Linked DNA regions of Homo sapiens: all the other regions are linked to region 1. Evidence: chromatin contacts called from ENCODE Hi-C or POLR2A ChIA-PET data. All regions are on one chromosome and are shown on one strand. The core of a region is the stretch at or near the end of the contact, and the rest is flanking DNA. Distances in the headings are between cores, read along the strand shown. Region 1 holds the start of HHAT (hedgehog acyltransferase). Region 2 holds the start of PPP2R5A (protein phosphatase 2 regulatory subunit B'alpha). Region 3 has its middle 23 kb from the start of RD3.

Region 1 (2,611 bases), core at 38-2,537:
CGTGCCTCAGCCTCCCAAGTGGCTGGGATTACAGGTGCAGGCCACCACACCCGGCTAATTTTTGTATTTTTAGTAGAGACGGGGTCTCACCATGTTGGCCAGGCTGGTCTCAAACTCCTGGCCTCAAGTGATCCTCCTGCTACCGCTCCTAAAGTGCTGAGATTACAGGCGTGGGCCACCGCGCCCAGCCTGAAATTCAATTTTAATTGAGTATGCTGTATTTTTATTTGCTAAATCTGGCACTCCTATTTGGGGCTAGTTTACTAACACCTGCTTACTGAACACCATCCAGTACCAGGTTTTGGGGTGAGTGGGTTGGGGGGAAGCAGAAAGAAAAGATAGCTCCAGCTCTTGGAGAGTTCATACTCTGGTTTCCTGGAGAATTCTAAAATCATTAAAATAATCCTCTCGACCATTACAATGACTGCTAGATGAAATTTCTGAGAGCACAGCTTCCGAGTTTCCCTGCTGCCTAGGGCAGAGTTATCCACCTTCACCTTATCATAGAACCACCTGAGACGCCCCTGCCATGGACAGTCTGATGCTTTTGGTTTGGGGAGGGATCCAGAAGCCCGAGGTTTTAATGAGAGCCACGTGATTCTGCTGAGATAAGTCTGGAGAACTCTGGCAAGCCTGTCTCTTGGCTCAGGCTTGGAGGCCTCCGAGCAGCAACATCGTCCCAATTATACCCCGTTGGAGCATCTTCAGATCTTCCACTCTTTTCACAACGCAATCAAAATCTTCGTACCCATTTTGCAGTAGTGATCTCTGTAAGTTGCTTTACAATTCATAAAGTTTATTCTATTTGATCTTCACTCTAATTTACAAAGAAAAGCAGGGAAGTCTATTTCTGTTTTACAGAGGTGTACAGGGAGGCTCACAGGGGCTAAGTTCACACAGTAAGCCCTCGAAGCTGCCAGGGCTGCAAAGCCCACCCTCTTTCCACCGCACCGAACTACCTCCTTTCGCCTACAAAACGTAGGTGGGGACCACTGGTGTTGGAATGACGGCCCACCTCGAGTTTCAGGTGACTTCCACTCTGCAATTAACTTGCAGGCAGCCCCAGACCTGCAATGAACACACGGGTGGGGGAGAGATATGCACGCCAGGGTCAGTGGGAACCAACAGCCGAGGGGTGAGCGGGGCTAGGGGCCCCGGGCCGCCGGCGGGGCAAACGCGGTTCAGAAACGCAGGCCGCGCTCTGGCCCGCCCCCTGCAGCAGCACGGCCTGCTCGCCATCGCCCGGAGAGCGCCGCGGGTTCCCGAGTCCGGGCGCGGAGGGCGCGCGGGCACGGCGGCAGGGGCGTGCTCGGAGGACGCGCGCTGCGCTGCTCCTCCAAAGGGCAGCTCCGGGGGAAAGAGGGTGGCGTCCCGGGGAAGCCCGCAGCCGCCGCCGATGTCGCTGGGACTCGGAAGTGCCGAAAGAGGGGTGTTGGGAACTCGCGGCGCGCGTGAACGTTGCCGTCGCCGCCGCCCGGGACAGCCCGGAGGTTGGTAACTGGTGACCATAGGGGGTCCTGGGGAGGTTAGATGCTGAATTTTCTGCGTCAGTTTACTCTGTTAAAAAAAAAATGCACAAAACGCTTTCCGTTTCCTACCCAAGTTCCCGTGTGCGCGCCCGAGGGCGGGACAGAGGAAGTTCCCGGTCGGGCGAAGAAGACAAAAGCGGCGGGGGCCGCGCGCGCAGTGCGCCCGGGCAAAGGCGGGGATCTAGGCGCCGGGACAAGTCCGCGCACGGCCCTGCCCACGTCCTCTCTCCTTGGCTTCGTCCCCAGCTTCCGGAACTGCTGCGGGGAGTTGCGAACTCTGGTCCTCTTGGCAGTATCGGCGGTGCGCCTGCCTGCCTGCTGTGACTCCAGGGACTCTAAAGTTAGAGACTTCCTTTGCGTTCTATCTTCAGGACTCAGTTTTCTTCCTCTGTTCTGAGTCTAACCTTCAGGTGGCAGGTCTTTATGCGGAAAAACCCTCCCGCTAATCCTCACCAGAGGTACTTTACGGGTAGCATTGGTGTTAAGAAATGTGCTGCTACCTGTGTACATTGCTCTTGGATCAGGGTTGTAGGGCTAGGGCATTTGGCATCCTCAGAGGTTTGCATTACGTGGGAGTGAGACATTGCTTCTCTTTCTGTTTTTGTTGTTGTTTGTGTTTTTGAGGCGGAGTTTCGCTCTGGTCGCCCAGGCTGGAGTGCAATGGCACAATCTCAGCTCACTGCAACCTCAGCATCCCGGTTTCAAGCGATTCTCCAGCCTTGCCTCCTGAGTAGCTGGGATTACAGGCATGCGCCACCACGCCCACCTAATTTTGTATTTTTAGTAGAGACGAGGGTCTCACCGTGTTGGCCAGGCTGGTCTCGAATTCCTGACCTCGGGTGATCTGCCCACCTCGACCTCCCAAAGTGCTGGGATTACAGGCGTGAGCCACCGTGCCTGGCATCTCATTCATTCTCAGAGCTAAGGACCTATTTCAATGTGATTAAGTGCTATGGGAATGCAAGGAGAGGAGAGGGAAGGCTTCATTGAAGAGGCGGTAGTTCATTGAAGGAGACTTTGAGGAATGATTTTTTTCCCCTTCCATTCCTCATGTTCCATTTTCCCTGTGATTTTTCTCCCTC
Region 2 (2,611 bases), core at 38-2,537, 2.0 Mb after region 1:
TGTTTGGTTCTAGGTCTAGAATTCAACTTCCTGCCAAATTTGGAATCTTCTGTACATATGCATCAGGTGGCTTCGTTTAAATATACGACAATTACTTTTATTATGTTGAAAGGAAAAGGTCTGGAGCTCGAGGGAGGGGATTACAGATTTGGGTCCATTGGCGCAAAGGGAGGCTGACTGTTCAGATTAATAATTATTAACGGCCACCGTATGGAAAGCACTGCACGAAAAACTAAGATGACCAGTCCTCGTCCTTAAGAAATTCAAAATCTAGACGGAATCTCCAAGAAAGAGATTCCGGTAAGAGTACATGGCAAGCCTCCATATCCACACACCACTGACCAATGAATTTGTACTCTTCTCGTTGGAGTAGTTGAGGGCCTTTGGCTCAAGGAGGGGTGAAAATTAGCAGGATACTAAATTGGGAATGAGAAATCTCTTTTTAGAGGGCGTGGACTTGCAGAACTCTTTGAAGCAGCAGATGCTAGACTGCCCAAACCCCACGCGAGAGTAGCTCTCTGGAGTTGCGGAGTCCGAACCTCCCAAGAGCTACAAATTTATTCCGCAACTACCAATTTTGCGGTTTGGGGCCAGTAAGGCGCCAAGACCCGCCCAGGTGTCCAGACCTCGCAACGATTGGACGAGCTCACCTTCTCGCCTTCCCCGGGCCCCTCGCCCGTCAATCACACTGCTTGCTCGCCACCTGACCTCTGCTGCGCCCCCTTTCAGTGGTGTAACACCTGGCGCTCTTTCGCGCCCCAGCCCTCCGGCGCCCCACCAATCGCTTCAGTTCTTCATTGGCCAGCAGAGAGGTGAGGGAAGGGAAGGGGCGCTCTATTTTGCTCTCTGAACGCACCCTCTCAAGTTTCCCAGTCTTCTCGTAGACGGTCAGGAGAGCAATGACAGCCTGGAGCAGTCGCGCGTGAGCGCAAAAATGCCCGCTGGTGGAGGAGCGCTTCCCCTCCCTCCCAAGCGATTTGCCGCATTTGTTCTGACGCAGGGGCACCCCGCTCGCCGTCTTCACTTACGATTGGCTGTGGCCGAAGCCCGTCACACAGCCCGCCCCACTCCTCTGCCTCAAGAGGCCGCACCTCACGCCGTCGCTGCCGCTTAGCCGTGTGATTGGCTAAGAGGGCTGGCATGCTTTCCCGCCCCCTCCCCCGCCGCCGCACCAAGAGGCGGGCGGGACCCCGCGGAAGTTGTCAGTCAAACTCCTCCTTCCCACCCCTTGCGAGGCCCCTCCCCGGGCCGCGCGCCCTGGCGCGCGCACACGCGCACACACTCCCCAGTCGCCTGTACCAACCACCTTCTCAAGTTGTAGCGGTCGCTCGCCTGGGGTTCTCCGTGGGCGGCCGACGGGCGCGTGGGGGAGGGGGTTCGGGCCGCCCAGCGCGGCAAGGAGCGAGTGTGTGCACGCAGAGGGCCGGGGCTACGGGGCAGCGCCCCGGGCGATGAGGGGCCGGCGTTGACCGGGAAGAGCGGGCACCGCGGCAGTGGCTCCGAGGGGACCCGCGATGGCAGCGCCCTGAGAGGAGGCTCCAGGCAGGGCGGGCTGCGCTGGCAGCGGCCGCTGAGGTGCTGGCCGGCCGGCTGGCTGGCGACGGGGGCAGAAGCGACGAGAGGCGCGCTCGGCACCCGCACCCCCGTGCCCCCGCCTCAGTTGTCTAAACTTCGGGCTCTCTTCCACCCGCTCTGCGCGCCCAGAGTCAACAACTTCTTCACCCCCCTCCGCCCCCGCCCTTCCCTCCGTCAGCCCCGGGAGCTCGCCGCGCGCCGGGGACCAGGAACCTCCAGCGCTGAGATGTGGCCGTGAGGCGTTGGCGGGCGGCGAGGAGAAGCTCGGCGGCGTCCCGGGGCCGGAGGGCCGTGGGGCCGGGGCGCAGGGGCGCGAGCACCCCGCGCCTCTCCCCCGCCTCCTCCTGCCGTCTCCGCCGCTGCCCGTGCCTTGCAAGCAGCAGCCGGAGCTGCCAAGCGTCAGGGCCGCGGAGATGTCGTCGTCGTCGCCGCCGGCGGGGGCTGCCAGCGCCGCCATCTCGGCCTCGGAGAAAGTGGACGGCTTCACCCGGAAATCGGTCCGCAAGGCGCAGAGGCAGAAGCGCTCCCAGGGCTCGTCGCAGTTTCGCAGCCAGGGCAGCCAGGCAGAGCTGCACCCGCTGCCCCAGCTCAAAGGTAACCTCCGAGGGCGCAGCCCCAGCAGCGAGCGCAGGGGCTGGCAACGCTTGCCTCTGCGCCAGCAGAGCCATTTCCTGCTGGGTTTCTCCTGCTCAGTTGGGACTGGTAGTGTGTGAGCCGAGTTCCCCACAATGCCTTGGCGTCACCTCACGCCCTCCTCCTTATTCAAACAGGTTTTCTGTGAAGTCTTGGCTGTTTCCTTCTAATTCCCACCTGAACTCTTTCCATCCTAGGGGAGGCCAACACCCTTCCCCACCTGCGCGCTTGCTTAACCTGCACTTCCTATCTTGCGTCCCGTGAAGTAGAGTCCTTCACTCCTCTTCCAGGTTTGCCCTTTCCCGGTCTTGCTTTAACAACCGCACGAACCTTCCCCGACCTTCACTTTCCCGAGTGTCAGCTCCTCTGTTCGGCCACTTTTAGCTAGTCCTTTACTTTTACA
Region 3 (2,611 bases), core at 71-2,570, 1.2 Mb after region 1:
CCAACCCCAGAGTTTCTGACTCAGAGTCTGGGGTTGGGAGTTGGTCTTGCTGAGAGCCCTCTAACCATTAGCAGCGGCGACATCTTGTGGTGAGGGACAGAATGTACCTTGGGCTCCCTCAGCCCTGATTACCCGCGCGTCCAGGATGATGCCGGACCAGGCTGCACCGCCCAGAGGCCCGACGGCGTCGCTGGGGCAGACCCAGAGACTCTCACACGCCTTGTCCTTGCCCGGAGGGTGCAGGCGCCTGCATGCCTCATTTACCCTAGAGAGAACAGGAAAACCTAAACTTGTTGTGCAGAACCTGCAGCTTCGTGTTAGAATACTATTTCCTCCCCCCACCTCCCTTTTTGTTAGAGACAATATCTCTGTTGTCCAGGCTGGAGTACAGTGGTGCTCTGCTCGCTGTAGCCTCCAACTCCTGGGCTCAAGTGATCCTCTCGCCTTGGCCTCCCAGAGCGCTGGAATTATAAGCATGGCTCATCGCACCCGGCCCAGAATATTTTTTATTCTCATTTTTGTAAATAAGTTTCTTCCCTGGTCTTTCCACCGGAGCCTGTGAATCGCAGCCTCGTGGCACCACCACAGTTGGCTTCTCAAGTCGGGAGGCTGACTCCTTGAACCGGGCGCCTCACTTCACGATTGCTTTCAGCTCAAAGGAGCATTTTACAACAGGAACCATTATCCCTGGTAGCTTGACGTCCAGCCCTGACACGATTTTCTGATTGACTAAAATTAGGGTAATGAGTTATGAGGGCAGAGAATGGAGCTGCGATCCCTGTAGGCGGGGGCAGTACCGCCTCTTATTTCCTCTGCCCAGGTGGTTAAGTTGGTAGATTGGGGTGTAGGTGTCTCTGGAGTTGGGCAGCAATGGGTGGGGTAGTAGAAGGACACCTGGTCTGTGTCCGGGGCTGGGTTCGAATCCCCACTCTGCCTGTGAGCTGAGAGCCCATGGGCACATCACCTGAGCTTTCTGCGTTTATCTGTAAAATGGGCAAGAGGCAATCAGTCATTTATATGAAAGCGGCCTGCAGTGCCTGGCACCGAGGCGGGCACGGATGGGCATTTGGTAAGGCAGGGAGGAGGAGCGCGGCGCCTGGAGGCTCCCGGGGCAGGGGAGAAGGGCATCGAGAACGGGGGCGGCGTGCGGGGTGGGAAGAGGAGAGAGTTCACGGCTTGCTCCTTCCCCTGCCCCCAGCCGCCTCAGCCCAGGCCTGAGTCTCTCCCCGTCTGGGCCTCTGCTTCCTGCAGGCACAGCCAGGGCCAAGACGCGCCCCTGGGCCTCCCTCCCCTTCGACGTCTCCACCCGGTATGGAACATTAATCATTAACCGTCCTGTGGCCAGGCCCAGCGGGGCGCCCGCTTCAGCTCTCCCGGTGCCACCTAGCTGAGTCACCGCGGTCTGGGCAGCTCCCCGCAGCCAGGACCTCCCTCCGGGCCGAGGGTCGCGGGGTTCGAGCCGCGGCGAGGTCTTGGGCTTCCCAGGGGCCGCTCCTCGGTGCGCCGCCGCCCACAATCAGCAGGGGGCGCCCGTCCCGACCGCGGGAAGCCGGCGGGGCCACCGAGCGGCGGGCTGGCCTGGCGGGGCGGTGTCAGGGCGGCAAGGCGGCGCCTCCCCAAAGCCGTAAACCTTCCCGCCCGGCTGACTACGCCGGCCCAGCCACGCACGCGCACCCCGCATGCCCCGTGGCCTGTGAGGTTATTCAAGAAGCCAAGGTCGGGAGTGGGGAAGGTCAGCCTCTAGCCCGGCACTGTCTGGAAAAGATCGAACCAATTAATTGACTGTAAGAAGCATGTAACCAATACAATGGAAGGCATTGCTACCCTTCCTCCACCAGGTTCAGGACCTCATGCCCAAGGAACGGCGCGCAGGAATTGGTAGTAGGTTGTGGAGGGTCAGGGGCTCTCCCAGCATCCTGAGGCTGTCTCCTGTGAAGGCCACTCCAGAGGTTAAAGCTTTCCCGGGTGCCAGGAGAGCTCTCCTAATTCAGCCGTAGGGATCACCAGTAAAGATGCTCAAAAATCCCAGCATCTCCCACTTGCAACCCACAGGGGATTCTATTCTACTCTCTCTAATTCCCCATGGCCACATAGTTGAGGTCACTTAACAATTTTTTTTAAAGACGGAGTTTCGCTCTTGTTGCCCAGGCTGGAGTGCAACGGCGCTATCTCGGCTCACCGCAGCCTCCGCCTCCCGGGTTCCAGCGATTCTCCTGCCTCAGCCTCCCCAGTGGCTGGGATTACAGGCATGCACCACCACGCCTGGCTAATTTCGTATTTTTTGTATAGATGGGGTTTCTCCATGTTGGTCAGGCTGGTCTTGAACTCCCGACCTCAGGTGATCCGCCCTCCTCAGCCTCCCAAAATGCTGGGATTACAGGCATGAGCCACCGTGACCGGCCGGTCACTTAACATTTAACCTAACACCCACCTGCCAGCAGGTCAAAGGTTATTGCCTATGACTGGCCAGGTTTCACTTCGGCTGCCGTGGTGCTCCTGATGTGACTGCACTGGGCAGACGGACCTGAAGTACTGTCCCTGTATTAAGTGGAGTGGCCCCGGGAATGAAGCCATAACAGCAGCCAGAGACAGCAGCCCAGATTGGCTGTCT

The links. Hi-C counts contacts between places; a loop is a spot of excess contacts on that map. ChIA-PET counts read pairs that join two places held with the same protein, here RNA polymerase II (POLR2A). Pooled maps may share reads with other maps.
Region 2: a map of B cell shows a loop between it and region 1 (29-fold over the local background). The contact joins the promoter of PPP2R5A here to the promoter of HHAT in region 1. A Hi-C loop is called at or near these places in 1 of 168 maps with a recorded cell type or tissue (B cell) and 6 of 50 pooled maps. POLR2A ChIA-PET finds 5 or more read pairs at or near these places in 1 of 52 experiments (CD4-positive, alpha-beta memory T cell).
Region 3: a loop to region 1 is called in a map of OCI-LY7, with 9 times the contacts of the local background. The contact joins the enhancer-like site here to the promoter of HHAT in region 1. A Hi-C loop is called at or near these places in 1 of 168 maps with a recorded cell type or tissue (OCI-LY7), 2 of 37 single-sample maps with no recorded cell type and 5 of 50 pooled maps.

The regions. Positions count from the first base shown.
Region 1 is chr1:210,327,615-210,330,225 of GRCh38, forward strand. HHAT (hedgehog acyltransferase) reads left to right here and starts at 1,288. Exons shown (of 12, transcript NM_018194.6): 1 at 1,288-1,490. RefSeq lists enhancers at 461-630, 1,505-1,864 and a silencer at 1,095-1,344.
Region 2 is chr1:212,284,123-212,286,733 of GRCh38, forward strand. It overlaps PPP2R5A (protein phosphatase 2 regulatory subunit B'alpha), which reads left to right and starts at 1,288. Exons shown (of 13, transcript NM_006243.4): 1 at 1,288-2,169. The coding sequence starts at 1,989. LINC02608 (long intergenic non-protein coding RNA 2608) reads right to left here and starts at 899. Exons shown (of 4, transcript NR_125984.1): 1 at 857-899. RefSeq lists an enhancer at 801-880 and a silencer at 1,051-2,020.
Region 3 is chr1:211,514,076-211,516,686 of GRCh38, forward strand. No RefSeq gene overlaps it. Among named protein-coding and RNA genes, the nearest start is that of RD3, 23 kb to the left of the region's middle. RefSeq lists silencers at 151-240, 1,253-1,612. Within about 2 kb of position 1,321, at least 13 of the 41 ENCODE cell types and tissues checked have a DNase peak (open chromatin) inside an H3K27ac peak, as active enhancers do.